3 separate regions of the Homo sapiens genome follow, and regions 2 and 3 are each linked to region 1. Evidence: read pairs that join two places in POLR2A ChIA-PET (ENCODE). Cell type or tissue: HepG2. All regions are shown on one strand. Links, peaks and the distances in the headings refer to the core of each region. The heading gives the core; the rest is flanking DNA.

Region 1 (8,433 bases), core at 1,465-6,464:
GCACCTGTACCAGGCGGTGGCTGGCTGCCGTGTGGCCGCGGTGTTCATGCAATATGGCATCGTGGCCAACTACTGCTGGCTGCTGGTGGAGGGCCTGTACCTGCACAACCTGCTGGGCCTGGCCACCCTCCCCGAGAGGAGCTTCTTCAGCCTCTACCTGGGCATCGGCTGGGGTGAGTGGGCTGGCATGAGAGGGGGTTAAGGCAGGCTGACCAAGCCTTTGGGACCACAGCTGCTGCCCCCCACAGGTGCCCCCATGCTGTTCGTCGTCCCCTGGGCAGTGGTCAAGTGTCTGTTCGAGAACGTCCAGTGAGTATGAGCGGCTGGACAGCCTGGGGAGGGACCGGGGGGCTGGGGTGCGGCGCTCTGGCCTGAGGCAGGGAGGGGCCGGGGATGAGCCTGGTGCCTGGGGAGGGGGTCATTTGTGACCTTCTCCCTTCCTTTTCTGAGACCCGAATTAGATCCTGGCAAAATCGGGACGGGGGTGCTGAGGGGCGGAGGGGCTGGGGGCTGTGCCCCAGTATGTGAGTGGCCTGGCCTCGCAGGTGCTGGACCAGCAATGACAACATGGGCTTCTGGTGGATCCTGCGGTTCCCCGTCTTCCTGGCCATCCTGGTGAGGAAATGAAGAGCCAGGAGCGCACCCCAGGCCCCTCCTCCCTTGGCGTCCTGAGGCTGCCCCAGGAGACAGCAGCATCCTGTCTGAGAGCGCTGGGAGGGAGCCGGCACCCAGACAGGACACCAGGACACTGGCCAGCACCCTGGACACTGAGCCAGGCTGTTCCTCCCTGGCTGTGTGCCCACCAGCCCCAGGGCTATGTGGCCCAGGGCCTATCTTGCTGCCAGGCCCACCTGCAGGAGGGTCAGGTGGGGCCTTCCAAGGGCACAGAGCTGTTCCCTGGGGCTCGGGATGCCCCTGACTCGCACCCTTCTCACACAGATCAACTTCTTCATCTTCGTCCGCATCGTTCAGCTGCTCGTGGCCAAGCTGCGGGCACGGCAGATGCACCACACAGACTACAAGTTCCGGTGGGTGCCGCGGCAGCTGGCGTCTCGAGACCTGGAGACCCTCAGGGCCAGAGGGCAGCTGGGGGTGGGGACTCCAAGCTCCACGTGGATGGTGCGGGCCGAGGGTGGGGGCGGTGGGTGACTCAGGCGCTGCCTCTGCAGGCTGGCCAAGTCCACGCTGACCCTCATCCCTCTGCTGGGCGTCCACGAAGTGGTCTTCGCCTTCGTGACGGACGAGCACGCCCAGGGCACCCTGCGCTCCGCCAAGCTCTTCTTCGACCTCTTCCTCAGCTCCTTCCAGGTGCCCGCCCGCCCGCCGGCTCCCCCGCCCGGGGCGCAGTGTGCCACCCCTGACCACCCTGTCTCTCCAGGGCCTGCTGGTGGCTGTCCTCTACTGCTTCCTCAACAAGGAGGTAGGTGGGAGTGGGGGCATCTGAGACCATCAGCACTGGCCGTCGGGGTCAGGGGCAGAGAGAGGCACAGGGATGCCAGCCCCACCCCTGCCCGGGGGTTGGAACACGTGGGGCCCAAGCCTTTCCCTCCCCCTGCTCTTATTGGGTGCAGTTGCCATGGCGCTGGGTGTCAGGCCCCCAGGACAGGTTGGCCTCAGCCCCATCGCTACGGTGTCCACCGTGGGGGTCCCCAGGTGTCTGCAGACTGCTTTCCGTGGCGATGCTGGGTGGCATAGCTGTGCCCAGCAGGGAGCTTGTGTCGCTCTGCACCCCTCAGAGCGGAGACTGGGCATCTCCGATGAGGCCCACAGCAGGTCCCGGTGGGGTGGAGAGGACAGGCAGGCCCTAGGACTGGCCTGCCCCGTCCCCCTCCCCAGGTGCAGTCGGAGCTGCGGCGGCGTTGGCACCGCTGGCGCCTGGGCAAAGTGCTATGGGAGGAGCGGAACACCAGCAACCACAGGGCCTCATCTTCGCCCGGCCACGGCCCTCCCAGCAAGGAGCTGCAGTTTGGGAGGGGTGGTGGCAGCCAGGATTCATCTGCGGAGACCCCCTTGGCTGGTGGCCTCCCTAGATTGGCTGAGAGCCCCTTCTGAACCCTGCTGGGACCCCAGCTAGGGCTGGACTCTGGCACCCAGAGGGCGTCGCTGGACAACCCAGAACTGGACGCCCAGCTGAGGCTGGGGGCGGGGGAGCCAACAGCAGCCCCCACCTACCCCCCACCCCCAGTGTGGCTGTCTGCGAGATTGGGCCTCCTCTCCCTGCACCTGCCTTGTCCCTGGTGCAGAGGTGAGCAGAGGAGTCCAGGGCGGGAGTGGGGGCTGTGCCGTGAACTGCGTGCCAGTGTCCCCACGTATGTCGGCACGTCCCATGTGCATGGAAATGTCCTCCAACAATAAAGAGCTCAAGTGGTCACCGTGCATGTCCTGGAAAGCAGGGCTGGAAATGCTGGGGCCGAAGCAGTGGGGGATGGAACAGCGGTGGGTGGTCAGCGCCAGTGCGGGCTGTTGAAGGGTCCCCCTGCTGTCCCAGTTCACTCAGAGTTGGCACTGGAACCCCGGAGGATCCCGAAGGCAGCCAGCCTGTGCCCATCTGAGCAGGTCCTGGCCACCTTCCCATCCTGGTTCTGGCGGGCAGTCCCCCTGGACGCTTTGGCCACCAGAGGGTCACCATTCACCAGCAGAGACGTGAGGGGCACAGTGGCTAAGGCGGCATGAGGCATCACAGTCCCCTGACCGACCCCATCAGCACTGGATTCACCCGAGGGCGTCTTCTCCCTGGAGGCCGTGAGGACACTGGCACCTGGCTCATCGGCCCGCCCTTCCTCTGAGCCTCCTGGCCTCCGTTTCATCTCAGCTCCAGCCCCCTCGGGCAATTTACAGGCCACGTAGCAGATTGAAGCGGGAAGAAATGGGCCTGAACATTGCCGCGGGTCCAGGCGACGGAGGAGGGCAGGTTGCCCAACTTCTGCACAGGACCCGGGGTGCGCCACACACACGCCAGTCCTCGTGCCACACAGAGAGGTCCGGCCTACGCCAGTCCTCGTGCCACACAGAGAGGTCCGGCCTACGCCAGTCCTCGTGCCACACAGAGAGGTCCGGCCTACGCCAGTCCTCGTGCCACACAGAGAGGTCCGGCCTACGCCAGTCCTCGTGCCACACAGAGAGGTCCGGCCTACGCCAGTCCTCGTGCCACACAGAGAGGTCCGGCCTACGCCAGTCCTCGTGCCACACAGAGAGGTCCAGCCTACGCCAGTCCTCTTGCCACCTCGTGGTGGGTGGGCGCCCTGCTTGCCAGCCAGGGAGCACCAGGAAAGAGCTGCCTCCTGCGTGCTGGACACAGGAGGTGCTTCAGGGTGGGGTCTCCCATTGTGTGGGGCCCAACCTGAGTCTAAGGGCCCAGGGACCACACAGCGGGGGTGGAGACAAATTCAGGGTAGAAGCTGTGAGGGGCCTGTGGTCAGCCCCCCGGGGGGTCCCTGCAGCAGGCACTGTGAGACCTACTGAGGTGTGTGCATGGGCTGGGGAAGGAGCCAGTCAGGTGCCCCTGCTCTGAGGAGCTGCTGGGAAGTGCTGCTGGGCCCTGGGGGAAGGGGTGCTCACAGCCCCTGCCTGGGCCACGTGGGCTGGAGCCGCTCAGGCAGAGCCGGACTAATTGGGGCAAATGAGGGGACAGGAGGCCTCTGAGGAAAGGTAAATAGAATTACTCACCCGCCAGGCACTGGGGCCCTCCTGGGGGGGCCCTCACCCTGCCACCCACCACAGGGCCTGCATGCAGCAGGGAGGGAAGTGAGCTGATTAGGCAAGGCTGGACCCTTCTGGGGCCCTGGGGTTGCTGTGATTGGGACGGCAAGGCCAGGAGACGGTCCCCTGAGCTGCACCTGCTGGAGGCCTGTGATCTCAGACCTTAAGGCTTCAGGCCAGCTCTACGCCCCTCCGGCCTCAGGTCCTGGCTCTCCTCTGAGCCCTGGATGCCCGGGTGCCTGTGTGGGCACGAGGCTGCTCCGAGTCAGCACACGGAGGTGGACATTCTCCTTCATGCCAGCTGAGCTCAGGGCTGGTGACTGCCCTGGGGAAACTGCCCCTCACCTGGGACCTCCTGACAGCCCTCCCCATTCCCGAGTCCCTCTGCCCTTGTCCTCTTTCACCTCTGTCCCGCCCTCATCCCTAAGGGAACTGGAGCAGGCTGGTGGAGTTGGGTGGAGTTGGGGACTGGCAGGGGGTGGACTCACCCAGGCAATAAACACTGGCCCTAACCAGGCAGTCCTGCAGGCAGGTAGGTGGAGGGACTGTTTTTTTTCTTTTTTGGAGATAGAGTCTCACTCTGTTGCCCAAGTTGGAGTGCAGTGGCATGATCTTGGCTCACTGCAAACTCCACCTCCCAGGTTCATGTGATTCTCTGCCTCAGCCTCCTGAGTAGCTGGGATTATAGGCGTGTGCCACGACACCTGGCTAATTTTTTTTTTTTTTTTTTTGAGACGGAGTTTCACTCTCGTTGCCCAGGCTGGAGCTCAATGGCGCGATCTCAGCTCACCGCAACCTCCGCCTCCCAGGTTCAAGCGATTCTCCTGCCTTAGCCTCCCTAGTAGCTGGGATTACAGGCAGGTATGTGATGCCCGGCATCCCAAAGGGGTATCTGCAAGAGTTGGGTGCTGTGTGTGCATGGCTGGGAGGAAGATGACTTTGATACCCTGGAATCTGGTGTCTGTGGACACAAAAATACTACTAAAATGAGAGTGGAGACCAGGAAAAAGGAAGACATGAACTACATGAAGGACCAAATCTAGGAGAGTCAGAAGTGCGTCACAGGAATAGGGGACCTTGAGCCAGACAGAAGGCTCAGCAGAGACACCCTCAAGGGGATGAAAGGGATTGAGTGCACTAATATTTAGAGGAGAGAGTTCAGGACTTGATTAGTGACTAGTACATAGAAAACTAAACAAATGAGGCTGGGTGCAGTGGCTCATGCCTGTAATCCCAGCACTTTGGGGGGCCAAGGCGGGCGAATCACCTGAGGTCAGGAGTTCGAGACCAGCCTGGCCAACATGGTGAAACCTCGTCTCTACTAAAAATACAAAAATTAGCCGGGCGTGGTGGCGGGCGCCTGTAGTCCCAGCTACTTGGGAGCCTGAGGCAGGAGAATCGCTTGAACCTGGGAGGCGGAGGCTGCTGTGAGCCAAGATGGTGCCATTGCACTCCACCCTGGGTGACAGAGCAAGACTCCGTCTCAAAAAAAAAAAAAAAGAAAGAAAAAACCAAGCAAATGAAAAAAGAAGGCAATTAATAATTCCAAAGAAAAGAAAAATTTGGGCAGAAAAGAACAAAACAAGCAGAATTTACCATGACTCAGTTCTGAATACAAACACAGACATCATAATGTAAACACCAACACTGATGCAACCAGAATCATGGGAGAAAAAAGATCTAGGGAGGGTGGTGGACGGGAATATCACGTATGTACTGGGGGTAGGGGAGAGAACAAAATGGGAAAAATCAAGAATAATTCACGTTAGAAATAAAAATACAGAGCAAAATTTAAAAATGCAAAGAATGAGGTGAAGAGTTCAAAGTGGTCACCTCGGGGCCGGGCGCGGTGGCTCACGCCTGTGATCCCAGCACTTTGGGAGGCTGAGGCGGGCGGATCACAAGGCCAGGAGTTTGAGACCATCCTGGCTAACAAGGAGAAACCCCATCTCTACTAAAAATTAGCCAGGCGTGGTGGTGGGCGCCTGTAGTCCCAGCTACTCGGGAGGCTGAGGCAGGAGAATGGCGTGAACCCAGGAGGCGCAGCTTGCAGTGAGCCGAGATCGCGCCACTGCACTCCAGCTTGGGCAACAGAGTGAGACTCCGCCTCAAACAAAACAAAACAAAACAAAAAAACAAAGTGGTCATCTCTAGGCAAGGTGGGTGGGAGATGGCTAGGGCTGCAGGTCCACTACGTGAGCTGGCTCAGCCTATCCCCAGACACCCTGCACTCACTCAGCCCGGGGTCCTCCCCCTGCACTCACTCAGCCCCGGGTCCTCCCCTGCACTCACTCAGCCCCGGGTCCTCCCCCTGCACTCACTCAGCCCCGGGTCCTCCCCTGCCTGCTCTTTCTCTGACCCTGCCCTCCACTGTTCCTTTTTCTTCTTTCTCTCCCTGTTGTGTCCAGGAACCAGGCACCACCCTCATTTCTTCTTGATCAATCTTTAAAAACCAGCAGTGCTCAGCTAACTCTTCATCTATCTCCCCCGACCTGGGGCTCTGCTGAATCCACGCTTTAGACCCAGCTATCAGCTCGGCATGTACAGCTGGATGTCCACACCGAGCTGCTCACCCTGTCCCCAGCTTCTTCCTCCCACTGTCCACTGCAGAAGCCTCCTAACAGGACCCCTGCTGCTACCCCGGACCCTGCAACCCATTCCCACACAGCAGCCAGATGCTTTGACACCCGAAGTCTCCTATGAATCCGATGAGGCCTCTGCACCACACCTCATTTTACAGAAGTACAGGGGAAACAGGGGTCTGTTGACACCACAGAGATGCAGCTGGCCAAAGGCAGAATGTGGGGTACACGACTGTCAAACGCCAGGGGTCCTTACACGAATGGTGGAAAAAGAGGGGCATGTTACGGATGGAGGCTCGGGACACATGGGCGCCGCCTTCCCATGCTGCCAGCAACCCACCAGGAACCTATTAATTTAGTCATTTGGGAAATGGGAGCTGGGTATATCGGCTATTAGGAAATTGTTCATGCTCAATAAGTATTAATTACAATTTTCATAAGAGCTTAACCCCCCTGAAAGAGGTCACTGTTTCCTCACTTGTAAATTGGGATACTAAAACCTGCCCCATGGAGTTGCCAGAGTGACATGTGTGCGTGCACACCAACAGTACACAGCAGATAGTGACATATGTGTGCACGCCAACACTACACAGCAGATAGTGACTTGTGCGTGCGCGCCAACACTACACAGCAGATAGTGACACGTGCGTGCACACCAACAGTACCCAGCAGATAGTGACATATGCGTGCACGCCAACACTACACAGCAGATAGTGACTTGTGCGTGCACGCCAACACTACACAGCAGATAGTGACATGTGCGTGCACGCCAACACTACACAGCAGATAGTGACTTGTGTGTGCACGCCACTACACAGCATAGTGACTTGTGTGTGCACGCCAACACTACACGGCAGATAGTGACTTGTGTGTGCACGCCAACACTACACGGCAGATAGTGACTTGTGTGTGCACGCCAACACTACACGGCAGATAGTGACTTGTGTGTGCACGCCAACACTACACGGCAGATAGTGACTTGTGTGTGCACGCCAACACTACACGGCAGATAGTGACTTGTGTGTGCACGCCAACACTACACGGCAGATAGTGACTTGTGTGTGCACGCCAACACTACACGGCAGATAGTGACTTGTGTGTGCACGCCAACACTACACGGCAGATAGTGACTTGTGTGTGCACGCCAACACTACACGGCAGATAGTGACTTGTGTGTGCACGCCAACACTACACGGCAGATAGTGACTTGTGTGTGCACGCCAACAGTACACAGCAGATAGTGACATATGTGTGCACGCCAACACTACACAGCAGATAGTGATGTGTGTGCACACCAACACTACACAGCAGATAGTGACATGCGCGTGCACGCCAACACTACACAGCAGGTAGTGACATGTGTGTGCACACCAACAGTACACAGCAGATAGTGACATGCGCGTGCACACCAACACTACACAGCAGATAGTGATGTGTGTGCACACCAACAGTACACAGCAGATTGTGATGTGTGTATGCACACCAACGGTACAACACGCAACAGTTGCAGTTGCCTCATTTCCCCAAGTCGCCCTCACTGCAGAAAGGGGAGTGTCTCCAGCTGCTTAGTCCAGCAGCCTCCAGGATTGGGTGAGGGTCGGAGGGCCCTGGTGCCCTGCATGGACAAGGCAGTGGCAGCAGGGCTGAAGGACAGGCTGGGGTGGGAGGACCGCAACCCTCTGGGATCGGGCCCCACGGTCAGCTCCCGCAGCCCAGGGGAGAGGTGCCCACTCTAGCAGCCCTTTATGTGCTCCTCAAGCTGAAAGTAGAGACCCCGCTTTGTGACTACAGTGAGTTCTCACACCATTAGGCGAACGGCTGGGGTAAGACCACCCTGTGGCCCCTGCAGAGCTGACCTCACTGGGTGGTCCACCGAAGAGGGGATGGGAGGGCAAGTTTGCTTCAGGGTCAGAGGTCCGGTCCCGGTGGGTGCACCTCCCCAGCCCTCAGGTAGGTTAGGCCCCCTCTCCCGCGTCCCCTCCCCCTCCTCACCCCAATCCCCTCCCCCTCCTCACCCCAATCCCCATCCCCCACGCGGTGCATCGGGTGAAGGGGTGGGGCCTCCAGCAACACCGTGGGCTCAGCGCTCCCCACAGACTCCTACCCTCCTGCCCAGCATGTGCCTGGCCAGGCCGGCCCCCTCCTCTGAAGG
Region 2 (10,525 bases), core at 1-5,000, 150 kb before region 1:
GGTTTTTTTTTTTTTTCTTTTTGAGATAGAGTCTTGCTCTGTCACCCAGGCTGCAGTGTAGTGGCATAATCTCAGCTGACTGCAACCTCTGCCTCCCAGGTTCAAGCAATTCTGCCTCAGCCTCTCGAGTATCTGGGACTACAGTTGTGTGCCACCATGCCCCACTAACTTTAGTATTTTTTTTTTTGAGATGGAGTCTTGCTTGCTGTCGCCCAGACTGGAGTGCAGTGGTGCCATCTCAGCTCACCGCAACCTCCACCTCTAGGTTCCAGCAATTCTCCTGCCTCAGCCTCCTGAGTAGGTGGGATTATAGGCACCCGCCACCGTGCCCAGCTAATTACTGTAATTTCAGTAGAGAAGGGGTTTCCCCACGTTTGGCCAGGCTGGTCTCAAACTCCTGATCTCAGGTGATCCACCCACCTAGGCCTCCCAAAATGCTGGGATTACAGGCGTGAGTCACCACGCCTGGCCACGTCCTGCTGCTCTTACCAACTCCCCTGGGAGCTGCGGCTGAAGGAGCTGGAAGGACTGGTTCCAGGTAGTGCTTGGGCCACTGAGGGCTGATCTGCAGCCCCTGCCAGGCTGGTGGAAGGGCACCCGAGGACCCCTGCCAGGGATTGATGGCAGCTGGACAGATGGGCACTTCCAGGCTGCCTGTGGGCTTCTGTGCCTGCCAAAGGCTTTGCCACAGTGACTCAATGAGATCAGATGGCCTTCCCTCTGCTGCACGCTGAGAGCAACCAGAGCAGGCCTTTGCCAGGACTTGGGGGAAGGTGGGACCTGGCCTGGAAGGGGCACTGGGGTCACTGTCATTTGACTGTTCAACGAAAAGGGGTCCTATTTATTGAGTCAGAGTTTCACTCTCGTCACCTAGGCTGGAGTGCAGTGGCATGACCTCAGCTCACTGCAACCTCTGCCTCCTGGGTTCCTCAGCTTCCTGAGTAGCTGGGATTACAGGCGCCTGCCACCACACCTGGCTAATTTTTGTATTTTTAGTAAAGATGGGATTTCACCATGTTGGTCAGGCTGGTCTCCATCTCCTGACCTCATGATCTGCCCGCCTCAGCCTCCCAAAGTGCTGGGATTACAGGTGTGAGCCACCACACCCGGCTGGGGGTCTTATTTTCACCACACTCGGCTGGGGGTCTTATTTTACCCTCATGGCAGGGTGATGGCTGCAAGAGCTCCGGAGGTGCATAATGCCGACCTGGACCTGCTCGCTTTGAAGATGCAACACAAGCCTTACGGACAACCACACAAAAGCCTCCTGTTGAGGCCAAATCAGCAGCCATTCTGGTTGGCAGACATACTGCCAAAAAAACCACCCCCAAAACAAAAACCTCCTGTGAAACCACCATAGAGAATTTATTTTTTTCTCAGGTGAAGTCAGTAACTAATTCTTCCTATTCCCGTTGGACACAAGGAGTCTGTGAGGGGGTGTGAAGGAAGGAGGCTGCGGCTGCGTCCTGGACTCCGTCCTGCGGTAGGGAGTCCAGCAGGGATGGCTCAGCCTCCGCACCTGGTGTGCAGCCGGATCTCCATCCTGAGGAAGGCCTTGAGGTTCTCATCAGCCACGTGCTCCTCCAGGGCAGCCAGGGCCCGCTCCCCACCGTCCTGGAAGTGCTGCAGCAGCCTGTCCGCGTACTCCACCCACACGCAGTTGGGGCAGCCACTCATGCAGCAGTTTGTGGGCGGCTGGAGCTCAGGTGGCAGCGATGCCTTGGGCGGCCTGGTGCCGTCCGCACCTGCTTGGGAGCCCACCTCTACGTGGTCTGTCCCGAATTTTCTGCGCCCATCAGGGGCTTGCGCTCCGGGATGGTGCCTTTGAAGAAAGCTGCCACCTCCAGGAAGCCTCTGGCAGCAGTCCGGGCTGGAGAACCGGCGAGCCCCCTGAGGATGCAGACAAACATGTGACTCTCCAGGAAGCTGGTGAGGCCCGGTCTACCCCCAGCAGTGAGGACATTTCAGCTCTCCTGTCATTGGGCAACTGGCTCCATGTCCTCAGCTTTTTCACTTCCTGTGACTTTAGACATGTTATTTCACCTCTCTAGACTCAGTTTCCCCACTGTGCAATGGAAGTCATGGGTATGACACGGTGTGATTCACAAGAAGTGCCAGGATCAGGGCCTGGCGCCGGGTGTGCACTCAAGCACATGGTGGGGGGTGGGGGAGGCACTCGACACCTCCAGCTAAGATGGCTGCTCTGTGGACACCAGTATGCGAGAGGTGTAACCCTGTAAGCTCCTGGCCAGCCCAGCACCTCTACCAGTATAACCAAGCCCCACCACCTCTGAGGGACCAACCGGAAGAATCGCACCACCCTTTATCCAAGTTTCCCTGTCACAAAGCCCAGGCCTCTCAGGCCCCTCTCATCCCAGCGTGAATGTCCTATAGGCAGTCTTCCGTCGCTGCCCTGCTCTATCTACCCAGGATCACGGACTGACACGCTACCAACTTCACTTATTTAACTAGTCCTGCGAGGGGCATCATCCGCTCCATGTCCACGGCCAGTCCCCAGAGCCCAGGAGGGCTCGCACACAGGCGCTCGGCAGATACTGAGAAACAGGAAAGTGGCCGTTCACCGGGCTGCTTCCTCTCCCAAGGCTAAGCGGCCCCTCCACAGATTCCGGGGCGGGGACTCGGTAAGAGCCGATGGAGGAGAGGAGCGAGGGGTCCTTCGGCGGCGGCCAGCGCGCGATCCTCCCGGCTCCGTCCCCACATGCGGGTGGAGGGGCCGGGGCTCCTCCCGGTACGTGCGGGCCCCCGGACAGCGGCCTCTCGGACGTGCCCTTCGGCGCTGCCAAGACCCGTCCTGGTACTTGCCGAGCCACGGACCGCGGCGGCTACCGCCCGGCCTCCCTCGACCACCCTCCGCAGCAGCATCGCCCGCGGACGGGATCCGGCAACCCCTGACCGTGAGCGGCGGGCGCTCCGGCCAATCCCGGACCTTCAGGAAGTCGCGCCGCTCCAGCCAGCGTGAGGCTGAGCGCAGGAAGCGGAAGTGCCGATCGGTGGGGCGGAACCATGCAGGAAGGCGGAAGTGGCTTCGCTAGGGAGCCTCCCGGCGTGGAGATGGCGGGAGCTGGTCGCGGAGCAGCGGTGTCCAGGGTGCAGGCGGGTCCTGGGAGTCCCCGGCGAGCGCGGGGGCGGCAGCAAGTGCAGCCGCTGGGGAAGCAGCGCCCAGCCCCGTGGCCCGGGCTTCGCAGGTGACTGCGCTGCCCCGCGAGGCCGCCACACTTCCCCAGAGAAGGGGACGCCTTGAAGGCTCCGCCCGGGACCCCCTAGGGAGCGTTCGCTCGGACCCCTTCCCCAGGTCGGGCTCAGTGCCCTCCTCTGTCTGTGCCCGCGGCCCACGCTCCGCCAGGATCGGTTGAATGAATGGAGGCGCGAGCGAGTCCTTGGTTTTGCCTTTCCCGCGTCCCAGTGTCCCGTCTTTGTGGTTCTGGACGAGGTCAGGGCGGAAAGGCCTCCTGGGCTTTCGGAGTGCCTTTCGGCCTCGCGTCCCGTGAGGAAGGGGTTCAGGGACAGCCACTGAGTGAGACCGAGAGGAAAGATCCCTGCTCCCTGGACTGCTGGACCGGCTCGCACCACAGAAGCCAGATGTGGCCCCTGTATAGATAGATTCTTTTTTTTTTTTTTTTTTTGAGACGGAGTCTCACTCTGTCGCCCAGGCTGGAGTGTGGAGTGCAGTGGCGCGATCTCGGCTCACTGCAAGCTCCGCCTCCCGGGTTCACGCCATTCTCCTGCCTCAGCCTCCCGAGTAGCTGGGACTACAGGCGCCCGCCACCACGCCCGGCAAATTTTTTGTATTTTTAGTAGAGACGGGGTTTCACTGTGTTAGTCAGGATGGTCTCGATCTCCTGACCTCGTGATCCGCCCATCTCGGCCTCCCAAAGTGCAGGGATTACAGGCGTGAGCCACCAAGCCCGGCCAGCCCGTGTAGATTCTATTGCCAGACCCAACTATTGTTTCTCTTACTGATTCTGCTTGTGCTTTACTTGGGACGGGTCTCACCCCCGTGTTCTTTCTCCCAGCAAAGAGAAGAAGAAAGTGAACTGCAAGCCCAAGAACCAGGACGAACAGGAGATTCCTTTCCGGCTCCGGGAGATTATGAGGAGCCGCCAAGAGATGAAAAACCCGATCAGTAACAAGAAGAGGAAGAAAGCAGGTGTGTGCAGGCCCATACTGGGCGGCAGTGAAGCTTTGTGTGTCTCAACCCGCCCAATCGCCCAAATACTTCAGAACGTTTCAGGCAGAGGAAATATGCCAAGACCCGGTGCTCAGAAGGTGGGGGAGCGTGGCCAAAGCTAAAGCAGTGGCTGGCAGCTGGTGGCGCTGTGGTTCCAGACGAGGCTTGGAAGGAGGCTGTGGGGTGGGCGGGGAGGACCCGTTATGGGGCCTCAGGATCCATGCTAAGGAGCGGCGTTTTTTTCTCCCCAAAAGTAGCGAAGATTCATCAGAGTTTTTAGCAGGGCACGGCCAATTCATGTTTACTCTAAGCAAAAAAAGGGTCACCGAGCGATGATGGAGTGAGGGAGAGTGGACCTGGCAACTGGCGGGGCTACTGCCAGGGAGAAGCCATGATTCTTGGGACAAGAGTGCTGAAGCAATGGTAGAGAGAAGTGGGTGGAGTCAGGAGCTGAAGGAGGAAATTCCATCAGGCCCCTCTGAGAAGTCTTGCCTTCCTCCCCCAAGTCTGGGTAGGGTGTCCACATGTCCACCGCTGCAACCCAGAGGTAACACTCTGGGCATGTTGGGAAACGGAGTCCACTGTGTGTATATTTTGCTTATAGACACATTTCTCTTCCCAAACGTGGCACTGGTTTTACAGCAAAGCTGTTTTATAATTTGTGTATAAACTGTAGGCTTCTTGTTGGGGGTTATATGGCTGCCAAAGGGATAGTGAGATAGAGGTGAGGAAGGTGCAGGGAGGAGGCGCACTGGCCTGGGTAGCACATGGCACGTTCTGAACCGTGCTGCATTGAATTGGCACCTTTGTTTGTTTGTTTATTTATTTATTTATTGAGATGGAGTCTTGCTTCCTCGCCCAGGCTGGAGTGCAGTGGCGTGATCTGGGCTCACTGCAACCTCCACCTCCTGGGTTTAAGCAGTTCTCCTGCCTCAGCCGCCTGAGTAGCTGGGATTACAGGTAACGCACCACCATACCCAGCTAATTTTTTGTGTGTGGTTTTTTTTTTTTTTTTTGAGACAGTCTCCCTCTAGCCCAGGCTAGAGTGCAGTGGCACAATCTCAGCTCACTGCTACCTCTGCCTCCCCTGTCCCAGTTCCAGTGCAAGCAATTCTCCTGCCTCAGCCTCCCGAGTAGCTGAGATTACAGGCACACGCCACCAAGCCCAGCTAATTTTTGTATTGTTAGTAGAGACGAGGTTTCACCATGTTGGCCAGGCTGGTTTTGAACTCCTGACCTCAAGTGATTTCCCCACCTCAGCCTCCCAAAGTGCTGGGATTACAGGTGTGAGCCACTGTGCCTGGCCTTTTTTTTTTTGGAGACAGAATATCGGCTCACTGCAACCTCCACCTTCCAGGTTCAAGCAAGTCTTGTGCCTCAGCCCCCCCAGTAGCTGGGATTACAGGCCTGTGCCACCATGCCCGGCTCGTTTTTGTATTTTTAGTAAAGGCTGGGTTTTGCCATGTTGGCCAGTCTGGTTTCGAACTCTGGCCTCAGGTGATCCGCCCACCTCAGCCTCCCAAAGTGCTGGGATTACAGGTGTGAACCACCATGCCTGGCAATATGCATGTCTTCACATATTTATGAACACAACCACCTGCCTGGCACTGTCCGCCTCCTGTGTTCTACACTCGCCCGGGGTCCTGCGCTTGCGTTCTCAGTGGATGTCATAGGTCTGCCCACGTTTCTTTTTTGAGATGGAGTCTCGCTCAGTCGCCCAGGCTGGAGTGCAGTGGCGCAATCTCGGCTCACTGCAAGCTCCGCCTCCCGGGTTCACGCCATTCTCCTGCCTCAGCCTCCCGAGTAGTTGGGACTACAGGCGCCCACCACCATGCCCAGTTAATTTTTTCTGTGTTTTTAGTAGAGACAGGGTTTCACCGTGTTAGCCAGGATGGTCTGAATCTCCTGACCTTGTGATCTGCCCATCTTGGCCTCCCAAAGTGCTGGGATTACAGGCATGAGCCACCGCGCCCGGCAGGTCTGCCCACGTTTCTCTGTGTAGCTCCACTGGGCTTCTTTCGGCAGCTGTGCAATGGAGTCTGTGGGTGATCAGAGGAGAATTCATTCAACCAGCCACCTAGGGGTGGACATTAGGTTGTTTCTGCTTTCCTTTTTCAGCTGTGCTGCAGTGGACATCTGTGACAGGTGCCATTGGGCTGGGGGGTCACGTCCCCGGGGATGCCGGGCCGGGCATTCTACATCCTCTTCAGCTGCTGTCGTTGGGGTGCTTCCAGCCAGCCTGGTCTTCCCTTCCTGTGGCTTTGGGAGGGGAAATGAGCATGGGTCACCTGCCTGCCACTGTCTGCCTCCTGCCTCCTCTGAGGCCTCCCTTTGTCCTCAGCCCAGGTGACCTTCAGAAAGACATTGGAGAAGGAAGCAAAGGGAGAGGAGCCCGACATCGCAGTCCCCAAGTTCAAACAGAGGAAGGGGGAGTCTGACGGGGCCTATATCCACCGCATGCAGCAAGAGGCCCAGCATGTGCTGTTCCTCAGCAAGAACCAGGCCATCCGGCAGCCAGAGGTGCAGGCAGCTCCCAAGGAGAAGTCTGAGCAGAAAAAAGCAAAAAAAGCGTGAGTGGAGGCGGGAGGGGGAGGGGTCTGCCCTGGGAGCCGGAGGGAAGACATTGGGTTCCCATGACGGCCCTCTGCAGGTACCCTGTTTCATAGCCATGGGGCAGCCTGGATTCAGGGAGACCAAGCCAGAGCCCTGGGAGTTGGCGAGTCGGAGCATCCAGCTGGGAGCCAGTGAGGGTGTGGCCTCCAGGAGGCTGCGGAACCTGGGAACTCTGCGGAGACCTCGCTTGGTCCTTGCTTTCACAGGAAAAGCACCAGAAAGCCCTAGCCCTGTGGGAATCAGCCCTGAGGGGGTCGGTCTGAGGGTGACGTGCCCAGGGGTTCTGTTTCCATTAGAACAGAATGTCTCTCGTCCAAGAGACTACACCTTCCTAATTCTCTAAAAGCTTTGGCCGAGTACAGTGGCTCACGCCTGTAATCCCAGCACTTTGGGAGGCTGAGGCAGGTGGATCACGAGGTCAGGAGATCGAGACCATCCTAGCCAACACGGTGAAACCTTGTCTCTAATAAAATACAAAAAAAAAAATTAGCCGGGCGTGGTGGTGCATGCCTGTAATTCCAGATACTTGGGAGCCTGAGGCAGTGGAATCGCTTGAATCCGGGAGGCAGAGGTTGCAGTGAGCTGAGATCGTGCCGCTGCACTCCAGCCTGGTGACAGAGCGAGACTCCATCTCAAAAAAAAGAAAAAAAAAAAAAAGCTTTGAAGGTTTGAGAGGTTGCTTTCAGCTCTGTAGATTCCCTGTTTCTGGATTGTTGTATTACTTATAGTTACCTTAGCCAGTGAAAGTTCATCACAGAGAACGTGGCCCAGATACAGCCTGGCGCCACGGTGATCTCCAGAGCTGTCGCTGAAGGTGAAGCTTCCAGATTCACATTGAGGGAGACGTGATATACAATGCTTGTTAGGCCCTTTAGACACAGCAGCACCGGATGGGCTGGATGAGTCTCTGTTGGGTGGTCTTTGGCAGCCTTCCCAGCCTTCGTGCACAAGGTGCCAGTAGCCCTTGCCCACGTGTCTGCACACATTGTCAGATGTTCCCTGGCAGGTAGCTGTCCCCAGCTGAGAACCACTGGGGGACCTGTGAGGGGCCTGTTGGGGTCAGAGCCTTCTTTGGTGGGCAGCTGTGGGTTTTGGGGTGGTAAGGGGAGCGGGGACTTGGAGGCAGCCACCTGTTCTTGGGTCCCTGCTCTGCCACAGGGGATCCCTTGTGGGTGGGGCGGCCTCTGCCTCCTCCCTGGGTGGAAAGAGAATTTAGGAATCTGAGTGACATGTGCTTTCTTCCCCAGGTTCCAGAAGCGGCGACTAGATAAAGTCCGACGGAAAAAGGAGGAAAAGGCGGCAGACAGGCTGGAGCAGGAGTTGCTCCGAGGTAGCTCTTCCCAAAGCGATGGTGTCAGCAGTGGTCCGGGTGGGGCCTGGGCGCAGGCCTTCTGTTCCCCACCAGCCCTGGCTGCACTGGGCACCTGTGGTTTCCCCTGGGGTCCACAGCCATTAGACCACTGGATGAGTTGGTGTTCTGTCCCAGCCCTATGGGAGGGAGGTGGGCGGGTGGTGGCTCTGGGTGTCAGGGGTGCAGTGGCTGTGGGCAGCAGTCCTCAGTTGTATTCTGCTCCTCCAGACACGGTGAAGTTTGGTGAGGTTGTCCTGCAGCCCCCAGAGCTGACTGCCAGGCCCCAGAGGAGCGTAAGCAAGGACCAGGTAAGTGGGGCACGGGGACAACTTGAGTTTGTCCCCCAGTGCTGCCAGGGAACAGAAGCCTTGGACAGGCTGGACACGGTGGGTCACACCTGTAATCCCAGCACATTGGGAGGCCAAGGCAGGCGGATTGCTTGAGCCCAGGAGTTGATACCAGCCTGGACAACATAGCGAGATCCTGTGTCAAGAAAAAAAAAAACCCTCAGCCAACGTGTGCGCTGTCTGGTGTGTGGCCTGAGAGTGCAGTGTTCTCGCTGGCGGGAGAGCTGTTGAAGCTGTGAGGCTTTCTGTTGCATCCCCTCCTTTCCCAGCCTGTGCCTCACCCTCCCCTCTCTCCCTCAGCCTGGCAGGAGATCGCAGATGCTGCGGATGCTTCTGAGCCCCGGTGGTGTGTCCCAGCCTCTGACCGCCTCCCTGGCCCGCCAGCGGATTGTGGAGGAGGAGAGAGAGCGGGCCGTGCAGGCCTACAGAGCGTTGAAGCAGCGGCAGCAGCAGCTGCACGGGGAGCGACCCCACCTCACTTCCCGGAAGAAGCCAGAGCCGCAGCTGTGATGGAGAGACACCCGGGGCCTGGCCACGCTCTGGGGCAACTGGCACCAGGAGCTGCTACACCTGGGTAGGAGAGAGGCAGGCCATGCCAGCAGTGTGGGGTGAGGCCTCCAGCTACTTGTTCACACGTTGGGCACTAGTGGGTCCACATCTTGCAGGGGGTGAGTGCCCGATGGACTAGGGCCAAGGCCTGGTTGACAGACGGCCCGTGGGGCCCGGTGTCACTCACAGCTCCATCTCTTTGTTTTGAACGTCCATTCTGAGTCTCAGCCCAGGTGGACCTTAGGAAGGGCTGGATCCCTGTCCCTGAACACCAAATACCGAGACAGCTGATGAGGCTGGCTCAGTGTGTGACGGAGGCCCCCGGGAGTCAGCAGAGCCGAGCGTACAGTGCACATCAGGCAGAGCAGGCCACGGGCAGGGACGACGCATCGGGACAGGGCTCTGCAGGGGACCGTGACTACAGGCCAGCTGTGAGTGGTCCCCTACAGAGGCTGCCCACCCAAGGTTTGGTTGGGGTGAAACATGATGACAACACATACACTTAAGAAGGTGGGAACCGGGGGCCGGGCGCGGTGGCTCACACCTGTAATGCCAGCACTTTGGGCAGCTGAGGCGAGTGGATCACCTGAGGTCAGGAGTTCGAACCAGCCTGGCCAACATGGTGAAACTGCATCTCTACTAAAAATACACGAAGAAAAAAAAAACAGTGGGAACAGAGTTGTCACCTACCTAACAGGGCTCTGAGAGAGCCGGGAGGCCCAAAGTGGCTGGAAGAAGGTAAAGGAAAAATCCTGTCTTGGGCTCAAGGTCACAGAGTGGGGCCCAGGGGGAGTTCCTGCTGAGGGCAGGGCCTTGCCAGGCTTCAGTCTCCAGTGCCAAAGGAGGAAATGCCCAGGCTGTCAGCATTTCCAGATGAGAGCAGAAGGGAGAAGCTTAAACCCAAGTCACACATCCAGCAATGGAGTCCGACAGCCCAGCACCATCTGGGAACTGAGAAGCACCTCTGCCCGGCCCCCACACCGTGTGGAAAGTGAGGAGCACCTCTGCCTGGCCGCCACCCCGTCTGGCAAGTGAGGAGCGCCTCTGCCCGGCCGCTGTGCAACCTTCCAAGTGTGAAGTGACAGCCTTGTGTGTGATGTTTTCTGCCTTCCCCAAGTTTGCACTTTCGACATTAAAGTTTACTTTTTAGTTAAAAGTTTTAAATTGGAGAATATATATTTAAAGTCAGGGCTGTTTTCCTCTTATGGGCATGTTTCCCACCTTGTGATGGACCTGGCGGCCCCAGCCCTCGCGTTGGGATGTTGTTTTTGCAGCAGCCAGAACTCAGCCCCAGATCACAAGCAGCAGCTGGAAGGGGGTGGCCTTTCCCTGGGAAAGGGCTGGGACGGCAGCGGGTGGCACTCCCACTCGCTCAATGCCTTTGGTTTTGGGTGTCAGATCGGCCCGTGTATGGCTAAGCAAAGGGATCCCACAGGGCTGGGAAAGCGCTCATGCTCTCCACTGCATCCATGATTC
Region 3 (8,745 bases), core at 1,040-6,039, 110 kb after region 1:
CCTGGGACGAGGGGCCCCAGGCCGGCGGCAAGGGGGCCCCGGGCTGGCGCCACGGGGCTGCGGGCCACCGTCCGGGCGAAGGTCTGCAGCGCCTCGTACTTGGAGCGCAGCGCGTCGAGCTCCAGCTTCATGCTGGCGTTCTCTGAGGCCAGCTTCTCCACCTCCTGCTGCAGCTCCGCCTTCTGCTTCTCCAGCTCCTCCTTCTGCGTCACCCGCTTCACGCGGCAGCTGGCAGCGTAGCCGCGGTTCTTGAGCGTGCGCCGGCGCTGCTTCAGCTGGACGATCTCCTCCTTGGACAGGCCCCGCAGGTGCTGGTTCAGCTCCCGCACCGACATGGTCACCAGCTCCTCATCCGTCAGGCTGGTGCCATTCTCACCCGGCTCCCGCTTCACCTGGGGCACAGTGCAGGTGGTCACAGGCCAAGCGGGCACGCCCACTGTGCCCCCCGACCCCAGCCCACAGGCTCCTGTCCCTGCCCACTCACCTTCAAGGCCTTGTTTCCTTTATTGGGGGTCGTCATAACCCGGGGGCACAGCGAGCAGGCGCTCTCTGCAAGACACGGAGCAGGTCAGTACCCTGGAGACCACCCTCGCCGCACCCCCCCCCCCCCGCCCCCGGCCCAGTTCACAAGAGCCCTTGCCGCACAGCCCGCCCCAGCCTGCTGTCCAGGTGCCCAGCCCCCAATACCTGATAGGAGGCAGCCCTTGGCCTCTCCCAGGCTGGGCTGAGCTGCTTCCTGTCCACCCTGCCCCTAGAGAACCAGGTGGGAGGTCAGGAAGGTCTGACGGGAGAAGGGGAACTGAAGGCTGTTAGGAAGGCAGGCGCAAGACAAGGGGCAGGGGAGAGATTAGAAGGAATAAGACGCGGGAGAGGCAGGCCTAGAAGGAAGCCGGGAGCTTTAAAAATAACCCCGGCACTGCCCAGAGCGCGGCTGTTCCTGGCGAGTCACGCTGACTCAGCACATTGCCTCTGCCTCCCCGCCGCGCCCGCACTCCCTGGCCCGCCAGCCAACAGCGCCCCACGAGAGCCGCAGCCCCCAGCCTGGCCAATAGCAGGTGAGGGCCAGCCAGTGACCCTGTGTGTGCATCTTCCAGGGTCCTACCTTCTACAGCCACCTCCCCTGAGCCGGCCTCGGACAAAGCCCCCTGCTCCCTGGGTGCACAGGGGCCCCACGGGGGACCTGGCCAGAGAGGAGGCTACAGGGAACCCCGAGTCTCCCAGCCTCCTAACTTTGAAAAGCTGGGGGTGGGCCGTCCATCTAGCTCTGGTCTGTTGGCAGGACTGACCAGGGAGTTCCCCCACCTTCCAGGTGGCAGGCCATCAGCTGGGAGGAGCCTGGCCCGAGGCCCCTCTAGACCTCCCAGTCGGCCTCCTCCACTGATGGAGTAACCATCCTGTGGCTTTGGGTTGCAGGAAGCAGCCCCTGCCCCACCCCATCCAGGGTATTTCACAAGGGCTCCCACAGTGAGCCACCCCGGGCCTGCCCAACGTGAAGGCTGGCGGAGTCAGCCCCTCCGAGCTGCAGCCTGCTCTCTGGTCCCTGCCCCGGGTGAGTGCCCACAGGGCCAGGGAGCAAAAACAAAAGTGCTGGGGTGGCCGGACTTAACAACCAACTCTTCCCCACTCGGGGTCCCTCCAGCACTCTGCTCTCACTTTCTTGCTAAGGATGTTTCTGGGATTCCCAGCTCAGCCCAGCTCCCACCAGACCCTTGGGCATGGACCCCCGCCTCATGCTCCATCCCCCACTTTCCAGGTTTGATGCAGACAGATGGGAGACTCCTCCAGAGGAGCTAGGATCACTTCAGGAAATTATGGGCTGGGGGGCTTCTTACTCTCATCAGGGGAGCTGAAGTGTGGCCAGGCGGATGCACACATCCTCACCAGGCTCAAGACTCCACCTCACCCAGCCTGGGACCAGGAGGTGAGGCTGCAAGCACAGAGCAGGGAGGGGAGGCCAGAGACCCCTCCCCACAGCCAAGCCAGCTCAGAGGCAAGGTCCCGAGGCTCCAGCCACTGGATTCTTCCAGATAAAGGATGGGGAAGACCTGAGCTGGAGGTCAGAAGGCCCACAGGAGCCCTTTCCTACACGTCCGGCACAACACTGCCCCAGGAGACAGGCCCTCAGCCAAGCATGGAGGGGCCCCCCAGCCTTGAGTGCAAGTCAGGGTGCAGAGACACTGCCCTGGCACCAGCTTCTCCCACCCCCATCGCCCCCACCCCTGCTGCTAAGCACAATGACAGTGGTGACTTCCTGAAGAGATCACACGGAAAAGTGCCTCCTCGACAGATTTTGCCCTCCGCAGAAGGCCTGAACTCAGCACAAGTGCAAGCCATCGCCTCCTATCAAAGGTGCGCCGGGGGGTGGGGGAGGGGCAGCCCTGAGCACAGCCAGTGCGTTCCAGGCTCCTGGCCTGGCCTCTGGACCTGGGCTGAGAGGGACCATGCAGGGATCCCAGGAGCTGGACTGAGGAGAAGCTGCCCCCGCCCTCCTCCAGCCCTCAAGGCTGGGCAGAGCTGGGGCCTGTCATGCACCCTCTGCTCCCAGAGGCTAATAAGCCCACCTCACGCAGGAGGCACAGATGGTCACGGCTCCGCAACCTGCGAGGGTACCTAGGCCACCCATTCACACTGAGAGCCAGGAAAGGGAGGGAGATTTGGGAGCTCCGTCTCCTTTGGCTAAAGTAGAAACTCCCGTGCCTGAACACAGACAGCCCCACCTGGCTGCAAAGCCCAGCGGCCGAAACTCCCCGGCAGTCATGGCCTCTGCTCCATAAGCTCTCAGCTCCTGAAAGTCACTCTTTGAACAGAACCTAAAACTTAGTTTCCACTGATGCATAAGTGACTGAGAAGATGTACATAAATGGGCCGCGCGGTGGCTCACACCTGTAATCCCAACACTTTGGGAGGCCGAGGTGGGTGGATTACGAGGTCAGGAGATCGAGACCATCCTGGCTAACACGGTGAAACCCCGTCTCTACTAAAAATACAAAAAAATAGCCGGGCGTCGTGGTGGGCGCCTGTAGTCCCAGCTACTCGGGAGGCTGAGGCAGGAGAACGGCGTGAACCTGGGAGGCAGAGCTTGCAGTGAGCTGAGATCGCGCCACTGCACTCCAGCCTGGGCAAAAGAGTGAGACTCCGTCTCAAAAAAAAAAAAAAAAAAAGATGTACATAAATGTCCCTCCAGGACCCCAAAATTTTCCCAGGGCATCAAACTCCAGGCCAACGGTCAGCTAAAACATTGAAACATCTGGAATCTATAAGCCCCGGGGCTCACTGAGAGTGGACCTGTGTTCTGTGTGTATGTGTGGGGGGTGCTCACTGAGAATGGACCTGTGTGTGTGTGTGTGTGTGTGTGTGTGTGTGGCGGGGGGCGGGGGGCATCCCTGAGGGCAAACCACAAAGTAGCCTAACCCAGCCATGAAATGAACTCCTGGGCAAAGGAAGTCAACCTTCGTGAATCTCCACATACCCAAGGAAAGGTGGCTCTGGCCACATCACTCCCAAGCTGCCACTTTCTAAGCGTCCTGGGCTGCCAGGCCAGACACCCAACAGGGCCACTCCCTTTGCTAACTTCACACAACGCTGAGACCCCACTTCAGGTAGCGACAACTTTAGGGTGGCTGGGTGCTGCGTTCTGCCACCCTGTGCCATCCACACCAGCCCATCTGCTGCACCCCAAGGCTAGGCACCCTGAAGCTCCCACCACCTACAGTCTCAACCCAGACTCCAGGGCCAACTGGGGAGAGAGGCTGGGCTGCTTCCTCCCCTTTGCCGTTTCCTGGTAGAGCTGCCCCTGCTTCCTCCCTGCCCAGCCCACTGTCACCCAGGGCTTGGTACACACACCCCTCTTTCTCCCAGGACCTCGATCTCTGGCCAGGGGCTGTCCAACCAGGCCAGTCCCAGGGAAAGCCGACTTCCCCTTTGGCTAGCTCGGCCCACCGAAGCTCCTCCCCTCCCTCACTCAGGGAACTATTTCCCAGTTTGGAAAACTGCTCCAGACTTGGGACCAGGACCAGCTGCCGGAAAAGAGCCGCCTGGGAAGGGGTGGACCGCCCGGGGCTTCACCTTTGACCCCGGGAGAACACCTGCAGCGAGCCACCCCCACTTCCTCTTCAAGCACCCCTGCCTTCAACTGGATCGCTCGGCGCTCACTTAAACAGGCACCCCAAGGCGCCGGGCCTGGCCCCCTCCCACATCCCCACGGCTCCCTCCCACCTCCCGCTGGCGGCCTTTTAGTCCCCGAGGCCCCTCGCTCGAATCCCCTCCGGTATCAGCTTGAGCACCGAGTGACCTCACGCTGATGACTCAGCAAGTCTCCCTCCGGGCTCTGGCACGCGACTGACGGAACCCGAGCCCCAGCCAGGGGCAGGGTCTTCCCCGCAGCACCCCCATCGCCGCCCCTCCTCCCGGGCTCGCCGCGGACCCCCGCGCCGGGGAGAGCTGACGCGGCCACCGGATGAATCAGCAGCTGCGGGCCGGGCCGCCGGGCCCTGGCGCGGACCCCCGGGCGCCTCGCTCGACCCCACCCTTTCCTCCCGCCGTCCAGTGCCCCTCCCTCCAGGACGCCCGGGTCTCCGAGTCCGCTCCGCACTCGCCCGGCTCCGCGGGTCCGCCGCCGCCCGCGGCCCACCTCCAGTACCCGGGCGCCAGGGGCAGGAGGAGCTGGCTCCTGACCGCTGGGGAAATCGAGGCACGGGCCGCCAGCAGGGTGCGCGGCAGACCCGAAACCAGCGGCCCCCGCCGCCGGGCCCCCAACCGCCCGCCTAGCTCCGGGAGGAGCCCTGCCTGCGCGCCCCCTCGGCCCCCGCCGCCCCCGCCGCGCCGCCCCCACCGCCCGGGCCCGCCGCCGCAGCCGCACTCACCACACTGCGGGCCCGGCGGGCCGAGGCCGGGGCGGGGCGGGGCCGCGCGCGCTCCGAGGCCGCGCGGGGCAGGGACCGGCGCGAGGGGTCCGGGCCCGGGGCTCGGAGGACTCGCCGCCTGCGCGGGCCGGGCCGAGCGCACTGGGAAGGCCGGGCCGGACCAGGCTCGGGATCCGCCGCCGCCGCCGCCGCTCCACAGACGTCACATGATGTTTGGTCACGTGGGCTCCATTCATGAAGCGGCGACGCGGCCGGCCGGCGCTTAAAGGGGAAGGCGCGGCGGCGGGAGGGCAAACTGCGCATGCGCAACCCGCGCGCCGTCGTCCCTGGCAACACTGGCTGCTCTAGCGCCTGGCGGGGTCTCACGGGCGGGCCTGGGCGCACGGCCAAAGCGCCAGGTCTCCACCCCCAGCCCCCGGCGTCCTGCAGCCGGAGCCTGCCTCGCCTGGCTCCTGCGCCCGCCGTCCAGGGCCCCTGTCCAAGCTCGCGGACGCCGGCGGCGTTTTCCAGCTCGAGTGCTCAGCCTAGGGCAGGCTCTGCGTGCGCCCCCTCGAGTGCCGGCCTGGGCCCTGCCAGGCAGAGGCGCTCTTGCGTCAGGACGGCGCCGCCGGGGCCCCGCGATTCCAACTCGGGGGTCCCGGAGCGGCGCGGGGCGGGGACGGCCTGGCAGCTCCCAGCAGCGAGGGGCGATCCCCGCCCGCGCAGCAGACCCCGAGCTGCCCAGGCCCTTCCTGCGCCACGTGTACCCAGAGCTCCGCCCGGGGGAGACTTCGCTGCTTGTTGGAGATGCCCAGCGGTAGGGGGCGAGGACTCGGGAGGAAGATAAACGGGGGATCCCGTGTCTGGACTTTCTCCTCCACCCTCTTCCCTTCGCAGCTGTGAATCCTGGGAGGGGAAGGGTGGCCGCCCCGCCAGCAGGTGAGCGGGGAGGAAGGGGCGGGGACGGGCTGTGGGGTCCTCCTGGGCTCCGTCCATGAACAGGCCGGCCCCAAAGTCCCGAAGCCGTGAGGTGTAAGGCTCAGAAGCGTCCCTCCGCCTGTCCCTGCCAGACCCCAGGAACTCCTCCGAGCCCCACAGCACGTTGTCGCCGTGTGCGCTGTGGGGCTGCGTGTGGTTCTTACGGTGGTGTCCTTAGTCGTCGGGGACCTGCTCCCCCTGCTCTGGACACAGCCCGAGTCTCACAGGCTCTAGGGGCATGATATGGTCCTGGCGTGGCTTCCGAGGCCTCAACCTTAGTGTACAAAACAGCACACGGGGCCCTGAGGCCAGGAGTGCAGCTCCGTCTCCTGCCTCTCCTCCCTGCTCGCGTCCTCATCCTACCACACCACACTGGGCTGGCGAGGGGAGGGCGCCCTGAGCCGCTGGGCATCCTGCTCCGCGGGAGGGTGAAGTCGTGCATTGCTGGGCGGTGAGGGCTAGGTCCACACAGCGGGGACCTGGCGGGCCCCCGAGTCTCCTCAGGACCCGCCCTCCGTGCCACACAGCGGGAGCTGGAGCCACGGTGCCGTCAGGAGCCAGGGGTGATTGGCCCTGGGGCTGGCAGCCCCCACCCCGCGGGCAGACGCTCACCAGGCTGTCCCCACTCACTCCCACACCCCAACTCCTCCTCACAGGGTCGAGCCCGCTCTCATTTGCACCTCCGCGCGAATTTGGAACGGATTTATGAATCGTCCTCACTGCGGTGCTGTCTTCTCCTGGGAAGGAGCCTCAGTCCTCCCCTCCCTGGGCACTGTCATAGAGATGGGCAGGACGGGCTGGGGAGGACACTCAGGGAGCTGCCCAGGCTCCTTTGCTGCCCCTCACCCCAGAATCTTCTTGGGGTGGGTGGGGTCCCAGGCACCTGCAGAGTAGCATACGGTGGCTTGTAGAAAGAGTATCGAGGGAGGGGAGGTGCCACGTGGAAACAGCCCAAGCCAAACCCCTAGGACCTGTCTCCCTGTCCTCCTAGAGAGCTGAAGGTGTTCCGTGGTCAGTGAGGGCTGGCACTGGCTCTGCACGAAGATCTCCTCACCTCCCCAGCGGCTCCTGGCCAGCTCCCCACGGAGAGCCCAGGACACTTGTCCCTGGACACAGTGGTGCAGCCATGCTTGGGCCAAACCATGAGGCCACCAGAACCGCGAAAGGCTACTGTACTGAGAGGGATACTGCGAGAGAGGCCCACAGGTTTCCAAGCATCCCTCTCACTCCGCACACTCATCTCCACGACCGGCTTTAAGTGCGGCCTTGAGGCCTGGCTCCCTGTTTGGACTTCTCTGCACCTCCAGGAGCTCACTTCCCGTCACAGCTGGATGCCTCCTCCCGCAGGCACCTCCCGGGCATCCTCCCGCCCCAGGCTGCACCTTCTGTGGGACTGGCCCCCGCAGGCACCTCCCGGGCACCCTCCCGCCCCAGGCTGCAGCTTCTGTGGGACTGAGCCCCGCAGGCACCTCCCCGGCATCCTCCCGCCCCAGGCTGCACCTTCTGTGGGACTGAGCCCCGCAGGCACTTCCCCGGCATCCTCCCGCCCCAGGCTGCAGCTTCTGTGGGACTGACCTTAAGACCCCATCGGTTCCTCCTGAGAGCAGCAGATCTCAGCCAGATGCTGCCGGGAGGGAGGTGCTAGCGTCCACACCCAGACGGGTCCAGTCCAGCCCTGCTCTCCCTGGTCTCCAGGCAGGGCCCTCCCAGGGTGGACATTGCCCATCTCTGCCTGGCCAGGGGCTGCTGACCCACTGGTTCCAGAGTCTGAGCCTGTCCTGCACAAGTACCATGGACAGGGGTCAGCCGGGCACTGAAGAGGCGTGGCAGAATTGGGCAGGGCAAGGGCCCCAGCTGGCAAGCTGGAGTCAGGGCAATTCCAACCAAGAAACTGCGGCAGGCCGGGTGCAGTGTCTCAAGCCTATAATCCCAGCACTTTGGGAGGCAGTGGGAGAATCGCTTGAGCCCGGGAGTTTGAGACCAGCATTGGTAACATAGAGACCCTATCGCTACAAGAAAAAAAAAAAAAAAAAGCTGGGCATGGTGGTGCACACCTGTTGTCCCAGCTATTCAGGAGGCTGACGTGGGAGGATTGCTTGTGCCCAGGGGTTGCAGGCTGCAGTGAGCTGTGATCATACCACTGCACTCCAGCCTGGGCGACAGAGAACCTCTCTAAAAAAAAAGGAAAATGAAAAATAAATGGGGGCAGAAGCTGAGCCAAGCAGAGGCGGGCAGCTCCTCCTCCAGGGCCCACCTGGCCTGCTGGGGACTCACTCCAAACCGCTTCATTTTTGGAGGGGGCTTTCCAGGACTGAGAGGTGTCAGAGCTGCTGGTGACAGGAGCAGGGAAAGCACCATCTGGCCAGCCCCCAGGGGCCCCCTGTAGGGTTCCTCTGCCTGGCAGCGTTTCGACGCTTCTTGGCAGGATCCTTGGGTCCTTGGCCCCCGGCACCATCTCCCTCCTTGACCTGCTGAGGCCCACATAAAACATGTTGCTACTTGGGGTGGGCCCGTCCTCACGCTCTGTGGCTTCCTGGGTGTCCACCTCCCCACAGCCTGCCTCACCTACCTCCCCAGACTTCTCACGCACGTCAGGAGCCTCCTGTGGACTCTGGCTCTACCTGCCTCTGGCCTCTGCTTAATCAGGAACCCACAGTGGGAAAGCTCCTAGGGCCCGCCTGCTGAAGCAAACGCCTCCTTGCAAAGCCCGTCTGCAGCCCCCCACACACCTCCTCACCTCCCTGTGCTTCCTCTGGAGCCCAAGACCAGTCTGCCTCACTTGAAACCCGCGTCGCCTGCTGGCTTCCCTTGTGTCCCCGGACCAGAAGCACCTTTGGCAGCCCCGCGCCCCTCGTCTTGCTCTGCGTCAGCACCTGAGAATGGGCGCTAGCAGGGAAACTGGCTTTGAGGGGAATGGTCGGGGCAG

What was found. ChIA-PET counts read pairs that join two places held together with the same protein. Peaks named below come from ENCODE experiments on the same cell type or tissue, not always from the same donor. Only the 100,000 strongest peaks of a DNase experiment are listed, where the experiment ranks them.
Region 2: POLR2A ChIA-PET joins it to region 1 with 5 read pairs; 2 of 35 experiments call an interaction of 5 or more read pairs at or near these places.
Region 3: POLR2A ChIA-PET joins it to region 1 with 5 read pairs; 5 of 35 experiments call an interaction of 5 or more read pairs at or near these places.

What each region holds. Positions count from the first base shown.
Region 1 is chr17:81,811,638-81,820,070 of GRCh38, forward strand. It overlaps GCGR (glucagon receptor), which reads left to right. Exons shown (of 14, transcript NM_000160.5): 8 at 14-173; 9 at 249-309; 10 at 546-615; 11 at 940-1,028; 12 at 1,170-1,308; 13 at 1,379-1,420; 14 at 1,837-2,371. The coding sequence ends at 2,052. Among named protein-coding and RNA genes, the nearest start is that of GCGR, 12 kb to the left of the region's middle. In HepG2, for the core only: no CTCF peak of the experiment used is centred there; a DNase peak (open chromatin) is centred at 3,692; H3K27me3 peaks cover 328 bases.
Region 2 is chr17:81,663,695-81,674,219 of GRCh38, forward strand. OXLD1 (oxidoreductase like domain containing 1) reads right to left here and starts at 2,911. Exons shown (of 2, transcript NM_001039842.3): 1 at 2,824-2,911; 2 at 1,342-1,890. The coding sequence starts at 2,883. The coding sequence ends at 1,507. CCDC137 (coiled-coil domain containing 137) reads left to right here and starts at 3,043. Exons shown (of 6, transcript NM_199287.3): 1 at 3,043-3,206; 2 at 4,035-4,168; 3 at 6,531-6,759; 4 at 8,050-8,132; 5 at 8,382-8,461; 6 at 8,801-10,205. The coding sequence starts at 3,073. The coding sequence ends at 9,010. RefSeq lists enhancers at 1-421, 1,837-1,946, 2,107-3,028, 3,029-3,950 and silencers at 2,607-2,926, 3,127-3,276. In HepG2, for the core only: a CTCF peak has its summit at 4,333 (motif pointing right); DNase peaks (open chromatin) are centred at 2,157, 2,612 and 2,987; H3K4me3 peaks cover 2,476 bases.
Region 3 is chr17:81,922,666-81,931,410 of GRCh38, forward strand. MAFG (MAF bZIP transcription factor G) reads right to left here and starts at 5,070. Exons shown (of 3, transcript NM_002359.4): 1 at 4,863-5,070; 2 at 485-549; 3 at 1-392. The coding sequence starts at 520. It overlaps MAFG-AS1 (MAFG antisense RNA 1), which reads left to right and starts at 234. Exons shown (of 3, transcript NR_186500.1): 1 at 234-567; 2 at 1,414-1,549; 3 at 1,754-1,846. It overlaps MILIP (MYC inducible lncRNA inactivating p53), which reads left to right and starts at 5,164. Exons shown (of 2, transcript NR_015454.1): 1 at 5,164-5,780; 2 at 6,811-8,088. RefSeq lists enhancers at 244-1,443, 2,141-3,096, 3,604-3,693 and silencers at 4,474-4,523, 4,904-4,993, 5,144-5,663. In HepG2, for the core only: a CTCF peak has its summit at 5,421; DNase peaks (open chromatin) are centred at 2,376, 3,946, 5,146 and 5,696; H3K4me3 peaks cover 2,725 bases.